Linked DNA regions of Homo sapiens: region 2 is linked to region 1. A link is a loop called in an ENCODE intact Hi-C map of the cell type or tissue named here. Cell type or tissue: Calu3. All regions are shown on one strand. Links, peaks and the distances in the headings refer to the core of each region. The heading gives the core; the rest is flanking DNA.

Region 1 (5,385 bases), core at 271-5,270:
TTATTTCACCTTAGGACTCCAGAGGGAATGGTCCATCTTTAAAGTGTGCCTTTGGCTGAGATACCAGGGACAAGGAGGTGGGAAGGCTGTCTGATTAGGAGTCCAGAAGATCCTACCTATCAGATGCATGGCCCTCAGAAGGACAGAGAAGGGAAAGGCTACAAAGCAATCTGGTTCTAGATTTTGTATATGACCTAATCCCTAGTCTCCAGAGTACAGGCCTTCACTGCCAAAAACAAAAGTAAAAATCTCCACCACCTGTCTCCTAAACAAGATAAAATTTATTACTTTTAACTGAATAGACACACACGAATGGGTGTCAGCTGTGACAGGCCCCAGGGGTAGTGGTCTTGACAGGTAGATGGAGCCTCCCTTCCTCTGACTTCTTGCCATTGGCACACAGTCGCCGACCGCCTATTCTTGCCCCATTCCTCACCCTGGGATTTACAGGGGCTGGTGTTGTGATAATGAGGACACAGACAAAACTATAGGCCAGGACCCAGGAACTACACAGGTTTCTGAGTTTGGGGAGGCACTTTCATGGCTTATGAAACACTGGAAGGCTGCCGCTCTAGAGGACACCAGCACCCCATTTCACTGCTCAAAGCACGTACTGGAATCAAATCGCCCCTACGATTTCTGGCAAAAAGAAGGTGGGGCACTTCCCTGTTGGCTGGACTTCAGAAAGCAGGAAAATCAGGGTTGGCCTGCCTGGGTAACATTGTTCCATAGCAGAAAGTGATGTGTTGCTGTGGCTATTTTTTTTTTTTTTCCTTTAGCTGAGACATTTTCCCAGTATCTCTTTAGATAGAAAGTCAGTACCTTTTCCCTGGGTACATAGATCAACTTATGCAACTCAAGGGCAAGACAAACAAGCCATTATGATCTATCAGAATGAAAACAGTGTTTGTGTGTGTGTAAGAGAGAGCGAAAGAGAGTTGACATCATTATGGGAGAAGGATTTTTGTTTTTTGCATCGGTAAACTGGTCCCCTGAAAGTAGCAAAAGCTGTGTAGCTTTTTCTGTCATAAGCTGTATTTTATTATGCTTCATTAATAATGCAAATCTCCTTCGTTCAATTTTCTTAATTTCTTGCAGGATAAGAAATAGGGTGAAATAAAGATATCCTGTAGATCAGTGGATCTCAACCTTGGCTGCACATCAGAATCACCTGGAAGCTTTTAAAAATCCCCTAATCAGGCTACATCCCAGATTAATTAAATCCGAAGCTCTGGAGTGTGGGATGGAGGCATCAGTAGCCAATAAAGCTTGCCAGGTGACTCCTGGCAAGTCCAACATGTAGCCAAGATGTAGAACCACTGCCTCAGGCACCTGAAGTCCTCTGTTTTGTGTGTCACTCTGAACCCAAGAAATATGACTTTAAAACAAAAGGAAGAACGCACAAGCTCTTCTGTATTCACCTTAATATATTTCACTAACAAAATTTATTCAGCACATTTTAAAACAAAAACAAAGCTTTTAATATGTAATATATCAGTACATATTTTCCAAATTAAGTTCACAATTCACATAGAATAATTAACAACAATGTCAACTGTGATATGAATAAGAAGTTTCTTAATTTATCTCCAACTAAATACTGTTTTTACTTATCTTTTGCTTTGTTTAATATTACTGTTTTTCTCCTGCACATCTAATCTGTGAATAGAAAAAAGCCATTCCTTTATTCTTAAGTGACATCCATAATATTTGAGTTTGTTTCAGTGTTTCACATTCCTTTTTTAAATTAAAAAAAAAAGCAGTAGATATGGTAAGTATAAATGAAGTTGCAAATTAAATACCCCCAAAATAGCATTTTTCCATTCAAATGGACAACAATTTTGAAAGGTTAATAGCTTTCAAAGTTGGTGAGATTAGGAATTTGGGATTCTTAAATACTGTAGATGGGATTATAAATTTCCACAACCTTTTGAGAACCTAGTCTGTCAGAAATATGCAACCTTTTGAATTCTGATGCTAGCCAAGAGAAATAAAAGCACCAATACACAGAGATACATGTGAAAGAATATTGATTGCAACACTGTGTGTAATTGGGAAAACCGAAAGCAAACTGAACATTCATCAGAGGAAAAGAAATGACCAGTTTTACTTGCTCATGACTGAAATTGTTACAATAAGCATGTATTATCCTATAATTCAAATAACAATATACCTTTTTAAAAGCAAGGGAGAAAACCAGGAAGATAGCTATTAAATAAGATATTTTTCTCTTTGTTCCTTACTTGGCTGGCTCAAGCAAGTTCCAACATGGATTTCTGCACATCCAAAATCTCATGCGGAGATTAGTTTCTTCTTGTTTTCGTTGTACTCCCCATACACACACACACTCATTTCCCATAAATCATCAAAAGGATAGCTTTTCTTTCAATGCACATAATCTTGTTAATTGGGTACGTCTTATTTCTAATCAATTTGCAGAGAAGGTTTCAGAACACGAGTAGAAGACTATCAACTCTCACTGCTGATAAGGAGGGAGGAAAACCATTTAAGGTGCAAGGAATTTCAAGCCGTTGTTAGGAACAACAGGAATGCAGGGATCTAAAATTGCATACCAGGTAACAATCGGCGGCTCTGTTCAAATCAGAAATGGGACACAGAGAATCAAATTAGTATATTTGAATTCCATTCTAAATATTTTCCTTCTTGCTTAGTTAAATGTTATTTTTCAGGGTATATATGTAGCTGCAACATGTATTATCCTCAATGACACATCATTTGCTGGGATTCATTTGAGACGTAAGTGGGACCAGCAAATGGTTGCTGTTCTGTTTCTGTAGACTGACTAGAACAAGGCTAGAGAGGAAACAGAGACTGGCATTCATTCAGTGCCATTTGCAATGTGGAATGACTCATGCTTGCCTGGCCCCTGGTGAGTCATCAGCTGAACTCCAGGTCCAGGGAGGCCACAGCATTTCCATGGGGCGTTCTAATTCAGGTCATGCTGAGGTCAGCAGACTGCCAAAAATCACACGCTCCTTCCCTGGCCACCTCTTAAAAATATCCTGGGAATGTCTGTCTAGAAGGATTAAGGTCACTCTAATGCCTCATTAAAAAAAAACAACTTCATTTACCTTAAAAGATGAACTGTCTGGTAACAGACATAGATGAGGAGTGAAGACACTAAGCTCACATGCTGATTATTAGATTTCTAAAAAGGAAGCGTAATATCCTACCAATTCCATTTGGGGAAAGGCAGAAACTCATTCCCACACTAGACTCAGTTTAAGCAAGCCACCCTTGTCTCTGATTGGCCCCTTTTTTCCCCCTTAAGAAACAGGAATGCTGATTCTCAATCTTTCAAAATACTGAAGTTACCATGTCCTGGCTATGGGGACTGTGAGGTCACTGAGAGCAGACCCATTGCAAGCAGCACAGCACTGCAATTATGCCATCCAAGACAGACAGACATTTGTCTGTTTTCTGAGGTTTCCAGGGAAAGAGTTTGCGGACACTCTTAGCAATGTTTCTAGATCACAGAACGTTGCCTGTATTGGCTGGAGAGTTGGCTAGTGCAGTTGAATCTCATTCTTCTGTTTTCCCAGGAGATAATGGAACATAGCTGGCTATTATATAGGACAAAAATAATTGCTGAATTGGTATCATAACCAATTCAAGTGTAAACAAGATCAATCAACTTATTATTTTGTGAATCCAATAATCCCACACAATTATTTAATAATTTTTTTCCTGATTTGTTTTCTTATTTGAGACTGTGCTTATAATGTATTCAACATTGACTCGGTCAAGACCATTAAGACAAAGCATAAATTTTGCTTACTTTTAAGTAAACATGTAGAATTTATTATTGTTATTGTTATAATTATATTTATTGTTATGTAGCCCAAATAGTTGAATCATGATGATATATGATGGTATAAATTTTAAGGTGGTCAGGTCATTATCTTCAGGTTTCTGTCTCTTCTACTTTACTAGGTAGTTCTTCCTCGATGGTCTAGATTAACCCTGAGTAACAATTCTCTCCCACTGCTTCCAAAAAAATTGCTGGAAGAAAGTTTACGTGGAACAAAGATGTTCCTGATTTGAAAACAATTAGTATATCTGTCAGTGTCTCATCAAGAAGCAAATAGCATACTCAAAGAGGGTGATTAAAGAGGTTTTAGTGAAAAGATGTATTAAAGATGTGGGTAGTGTCTTGGGGGAAAGAGAGTCTGAGATGAAATTTTCTTGTAGAAAGTCTCTTGGGGAGTGCCCATGGTATTAACACTTGTGAAGGTGGGGGAAACAAAATTGAGCAGAAGTAGAAGCTGAACCTCGTTGCAATCACAACAAAGATGTGAGGCTATCCCACAGGGAGCTCTGAAGCTGGCATGGCCCTTGAAAATTATTCCTTTTTAGACAAAAGGCCAAGCCTTTGTATTCATCCCCAGATAGGCCAGTCACTGGATGCTTGCTGACCCTGGAAACATGGGCCGAAGTGGCTCTTCACTGAGGGCAACTTTCTTCACAGCTGGAGGAATAAGAGCCTCCGTGCTGGAGTGGGTTCTGACACACCACACCATCCTCACAGGCAAGATGGGGCAGCTTCTCAGAGTCAGCAGCAATGATCCATGGCCACCTTGAAGCCTGAAGAGGTGAGGAGTGGAGCTGAAATGTGATGATGTCTGTGGTTGGTGGAAGAGGGCCACTCTACTGCAGCCGATATTTGGTGGAGGAGCACAGCCACTACCAGCCAGTGCCCAGGCAGGGAGGAAATGGAGGCAACAAATACCACAACTCTCTCTTCTCACCCTCCAGTTCCCTGCCAGAGTTCCCCACTGGCCAATTACAAAAGAAAGCCAGGGACAAAGAGGCCAGCCTTTAGATTACAGCCCCCTGGAACACAGAGCAGGACAGAAAAGAGAGTGGATCTGAAGAAGCTAAGATATTCAGCACATTCAGACTCTTAGCTGAAAATCCAGTTGTCAAAAGTTGGCCATTACATTTATATTCATTTAAGAGCAAAGTAATTTTACTTTCCCAGCTTTCTTTAACTTAAGACACATAGGAAATGTGGAGTCCTAATTAGGAAAAAGGAATCAAGTGGGTGGGAGCAGGAAAAAGCAGAGAGAAAGCAGATAAGCTACAAGTCTGCCTTTCTCCATGGTCCAGGACACATAGCCCTCCCATGCAAATAACTCACAGTCTTCCTGCTCCCAGCTATCACCATACCTTAGGCTGATAAAAAAATATATATATGTATGTCTGCTCACTGCAGCCTTGGCGTTATCAGTACTGCACAAAGCCCTCATCAGCACACAGCATAAGCACCATTTTATAAAATCCCCAGCAAGCCTTTGTCTCCGTGCAGTCAGCTCTTCTCTTGCTGATTGGCCCATTGCACCCTTGTAATGTATTTTCATACTT
Region 2 (5,385 bases), core at 155-5,154, 140 kb before region 1:
GATGAGGGCCAACTGAAAATCTTTGTAAGGAGCAGTGAAAACCTTGGATCTCTTCCCTTCCTGCACAACAGAATGTCTACATGGCTTAACTGTGCATAATATTTATATAAACATAGCAATGTATAGGCTGAACAGTGATCTGATAAAAATTATAATGTTCATGATCTTAGGAAACAGAAGTGGAAGTGTGTGTTAGGGTGAGGGCAGGTATTTAAGGAAGCTAAACAAATGCCTTCCATTGTAGGATGTTTATAGGCGATATTTAAAATCAACAAATGAATAAATAGCAGAATAGCATGTTATGTAACCCTAAAGGCAAATACCAGAAGAAACAGCTAAAAGGATTAAAAGTGGCTTCCTCTAGGTGATGAGAGGTGAGAAGGGCTGTGGAAGACAGAATTTGGTGTTTTATATTATAAGCCTTGAAGAAGATTTGACTTTGATATACATGTATATTTTTAATTATAAAAATATTTTTTAAAATGAATGCTGGGCTACAGAAGGCAGTCAAGAAACATCAACAGTAGCTCCCTTTAATTCCTGATCATTATTATTTTCCCCACATATTTATTTATATTCATGTTTATTGTGCTGCAGGTTCTCATTAAATGTTTGCTAAATGACTAAGCGAATAACTCATCAAGGTTTACAGATTGAATCACCAACAAAATCATCAGAAGAGAAAAAAAGAAGAGACATATATATTGCCTTCTATTTTATAATGGGACTGTCGCCCATGAATAAAGTTTTGACCAATTTATGGTCAGTCTTTTTGGCATTTTTTTATGGGACGGACAGGGAGAAGCTGCTATAAATACAAAATCAAGTAATTGTTCCAAAGGTGTGTCCTGTGAAATATGAGAATTATGTGCAACTTGAAAAACTCCCTTAAAATACTATTAGCTACCTAAACATGACAGGTTAATTAATCTGACAGCATCAACTCTTAAAATGACCTTTGCCGTCACCAGTGTTACATGTGTCCATATTTCTCTACACCCTCCCCACTTCCACAAGCATGGTGGTGATTGATACATTATTTGTATTGATCAGGAAACGAGACCCCTGACTCTAGGCATATTTACTCTTGGGGAGTATAGCACACCTCAGCACAAACACACACTCAGACTTCACAGAGCATGAACAAGCAACTGTCACTTTCAAGAACAAATTTCACATTTTGGTTTTGTATTTACTATTCTGTCCAGAGAGATTCTGCTCTCCACAATTTTCCTCTCCACCAGCTCTCTCCTCCAGCCTGCTTTCATTAGGATTAATGAGTATAAAGAGATTAGGGTAGGAAGAGAGAAACAGAGCCACATGGACAAGCTCTATTTCCTCCATTAGTCTGCTCTGCTGTCTCATTTATTTAGTGACCCCTGCCTGCCATGGCCACAACTCCTTCACTGAATCCATAGTCTGGACCTCAACCAAGGAAGAAACAATGCAGGTCTATCACTTTGTTTGCTTGCTTGTTTGTTTGCTTGTTTGTTTTGAGACAGAATCTCTCTCTAGTCTCTGCACCCAGGCTAGAGTGCAGTGGCATGATCCCGGCTGACTGCAACCTCCCAGGTTCAAGCAATTCCCATGCCTCAGCCTCTGGAGTAGCTGGGATTATAGGCGCATACCACCATGCCTGGCTATTTTTTTTTTCAATAGAGACGGGGTTTCACCATGTTGGCCAGGCTGGTCTCGAACTCCTGGCCTCAAGTGATTCACCCACCTCGGCCTCCCATGGTGCTGGGATTACAGGCATGAGCCACCACACCCAGCCCTTGCTTATTTGTTGAAATGCATGAAGGGAGAACAACACAAGGGGATGAGACAGAGCTTTTCTTTTCTAAAACAGTTGCTTCTGAACAATCCAAATGACACGCACTTTTGAAGAACTTTTTAAAAATTATGTTTCCAATAGTAACAATAAGTTAAACTCTCTGTCCCAACAACCACACATGCTGCTCAGCTGGTGACTTATGATTAACAGTCCCTATGAAATACAAAACTCAGTCAAATAGCAACAATTCAGATTAAACACAAGCCAAATCAGCAGATGCCTGGCACCATGTACTAAATGCCAGCAAAGGAAGCTCTGTTGGAATGCAAGAGGGAGGGAATTCCAGAGACACTGAGTCAGCCTGGAAGCCATCTTAATACTGCCAGGCATGGGGAGGGACATGGGAAAAGTCCCAGGTGAAGAGTTCAAAGTTTGCTGAATCGACTTTCTTATTAAAAACCTTCAATGATGTAAGTTTTCTAACCATGGGATAATTATCTGAATGCTCAGTTTTACTATTTTATACGAATCAAACATCAAAAAAGGACAAGGATGGAGTCCCAAAGGAGAATAGAATACTTGCATTTCGAGAAAATGTCCATGGATATGTGCTATGAATTAACGTAAGCTAATTTTGCTGTTTGTAATTATTAAGTTCTTTGGGGTAGACATGTCCTATTGTAAGAGAGATGTGAGTGTTCTTGGTCACCTTTCTACAGCCTTGCTATCACGTATGACATCAAGTCTCAAACTGAATTCTGCTACAACTACAAACATTTATTTTCAAGCAGTCAGAGAAACCATCACAACACACAACTGGTACTGCATGTTCTCTAGCTCCCTCTCTGATATTTTAGTGCTTGGACTACATTCTGGATTAAAAGTTCTCTCAAAGCAGATGCAAAAGTATTTCAGAGGCAAGGTGTAGGCAAATCCAGGCAAACCAGCACTCTGAGTCAGCAGACCAATGGGAGACTGTCAGCATCAGGCCTTGGGCACCATGCTGAAGTGTACAGACCGCAGAGCTCCCCATACTTGTATGCCTCATCTGGCAAAGGGGGAGGATCATGTTTTTAATAATTCCAGTCAGTGCACATATCTAAAGACACTAATTTGATGAATGAAAACATATTTCTAACATTTGCCATGCCACTTTACAAACTTTGACTTCATCAGGCCGCTAAATTTCTTGCTATAGCTAACTCTGTAACAGGACTTTTTAATTAGATGCTAACTGGGTTGAAGTGTGTGCCCCAAAAATTCATATCCACCAGGAACTCATGAACATGACCCAATTTGGAAATAGGATTTTTGCAGATGTAATCAAGATAGAGTCATACTGAGTTAGAGTGAGCCCTAATCCAATCACTGGTGTTCTTATAAGAGGAAAGTTTGGACATAGAAACATACAAAGGAGACCGCCCTGTGAAGATGGAGGCAGAGATTGAAGTGATGCATCTACAAGACAAGGAACATTAAGGATTGCTGGCAACCATCTGAAGCTAGGAGAGGGGCATGGAACAGATTCTCCCTCAGATCCTCCAGAAGGAACCAACCCTGCCAACACCTTAATTTTGGACTTCCAGCCTCCAAAACTGTGAGAAAATAAGTTTCAGTTGTTTTAAGTCACATAGTCTGTGTGAATTTGTTACAACAGCCCTAGGAAACCAATATGCCATGGAAATGTATTTCCATCTAGGGCAATTAACCACCCCAGGGAATAGTATGAAACAACCGCCCCCCAACCCCCCACCCAAAACACACACATCTCACCATGTTAATGCTGAAGTATGTCAAAGTAAATTACAGACAACTTGACAATATTCTAGTAGCATGTCCTTATATACATTGTTAACAGCTGAACAAAGAAGCTAAGCACACACATAAGATGTAGACTGCCTTTACATCCTTGAGCTGGCATATTCATTCCAGCTTTCACACAATAGAAGACGAAGTGCTTCCTATTTCTTCTTTTCCAAAGAGTTTTGGAGGCTTTATAAGTCACGGCTCATTCACAGATATAGTTTTCCATTGGTCAACAGATGTCTATTTGAGCCACTGTGAGAAATCAAGTCCGATATATAAAGTATGACCTCACTTGACCAAAAGTTTTATTATGAAATCCTGTTTGATGTTGTTTGATTTTATATAATCCTTTATGATTTTGTTTTATTGCAGAAATCCCAAAAAAGAAAATAAAAGAGCAGCATTTTGTGGATAGAAAATGAAAAACACAATTTGTTTTAATTTATTCAGAATATTTGTAGTTTCTCAACATAAACACTTTTTGCTTAACTCCTAATATTTTTGTGTCTGTCAAATCTTTGGTGTTAAATCATCCTAAGTGTCAATTGCAGTTTTGAAACTTCTTGCCTGTGTGACCTGAAGGAAGCCTCTGTTTAACATTTTTGCAACAAAAACAAGGTGCACCTTAGAAGCTTGTAGTGAGGATTCAATGAGATCACATATGTGAAATCCCAAATGCAGTGCACAGTGCCAGATAAATGTTTTGCTTTTTTTCCTCCATTGACATATGTTTTGCTTTTTTTTTTTTCAGATCTCATTTTTTAAATATGAATGTCACCATTTTCTGTTGTGGGACCCAGGACAAGTAAAGGGATAAGTGACAGGCACAGATGCTCTCTTCTAGGTTTGCCTATAGACTCCAGAGTGCTGTGGATCATGCCTGGGCAAGCCCCAGCCTGGGAACTGTCAGGCCCCTGCAGAGAGGAGAGTCTGTGTACCTTTGCTCCAGGCTCCTTCCCCCACAGAGTGACAATAGCTGGAATAACATTCGGCCGAAACACTTTCCAGAGAAGCAGAGTTCCACCCCTTGCACTAGGGAATGAAAACAACCTCCAGAAGGTTAGGACTAAAACTAGAAAAAGCTGTATGCACTCAAAAGCGGGGCTCTATCATGTGAGTTAATGACCACAGCACTATCCTGCCTCAGTTGAAAGCACGTGACCCCAGGAGCCAGAGAGAATGGGTTCCGATCCAGGCCCCACCTCTTACTACCAGTGTTATCTTGGAAACTGACTTAAAGTTCCTCAGCCTCAACTTCTCACTGGAAAAAATAGAGCTATTATTTCCCCTGTTGTTTACTTGCAGTGTGAATTATATAAGATAATGTGCATAAAATACTTTTTGATAGTGCCTGACTCATAATTGGCCTTCAACAAACAATAGTCTCCCCAATCTTAAATAGATTTCATTCAATGTGACTTCCTCCACCTCTACTGTCGTAGAAATCTCATTCTTCACTCAGAAGCTGACTTGCCACAATTCTGTGATTTTCCTTTGTCCCCTCATGCTTGGTGGACTCTTCCTACACTACTTCTCCTGGTCTTCCTTTTAATGGTAACCAGGGCATTGGTAACCAGGTAACCGAAAACCTGGTAACCAGGTTTTGGTTTTTGTTTTTGTTTTCTGTTTTTTGTTTGTTTGTTTTTTTTTTGAGAAGGAGTCTCCCTCTGTCGCCCAGGTTGGAGTGCAGTGGCGTGATCTCGGCTCACTGCAAGCTCTGCCTCCCAGGCTCAGGCCATTCTCCTGCCTCAGCCTCCCAAGTAGCTGGAACTACAGGTGCCCGCCACCATGCCCGGCTAATTTTT

What was found. A loop is a pair of places that touch in the nucleus more often than their neighbours do. Peaks named below come from ENCODE experiments on the same cell type or tissue, not always from the same donor. Only the 100,000 strongest peaks of a DNase experiment are listed, where the experiment ranks them.
Region 2: it touches region 1 in a loop (2.8-fold over the local background); 2 of 110 quality-filtered maps call a loop at or near these places.

The regions. Positions count from the first base shown.
Region 1 is chr5:57,690,773-57,696,157 of GRCh38, reverse strand. No RefSeq gene overlaps it. Among named protein-coding and RNA genes, the nearest start is that of LNCBRM, 120 kb to the right of the region's middle. RefSeq lists enhancers at 2,722-3,016, 2,336-3,535. In Calu3, for the core only: no CTCF peak of the experiment used is centred there; a DNase peak (open chromatin) is centred at 2,887.
Region 2 is chr5:57,834,490-57,839,874 of GRCh38, reverse strand. No RefSeq gene overlaps it. Among named protein-coding and RNA genes, the nearest start is that of LINC02225, 62 kb to the left of the region's middle. RefSeq lists a silencer at 1,939-2,233 and an enhancer at 4,115-4,623. In Calu3, for the core only: no CTCF peak of the experiment used is centred there; a DNase peak (open chromatin) is centred at 2,114.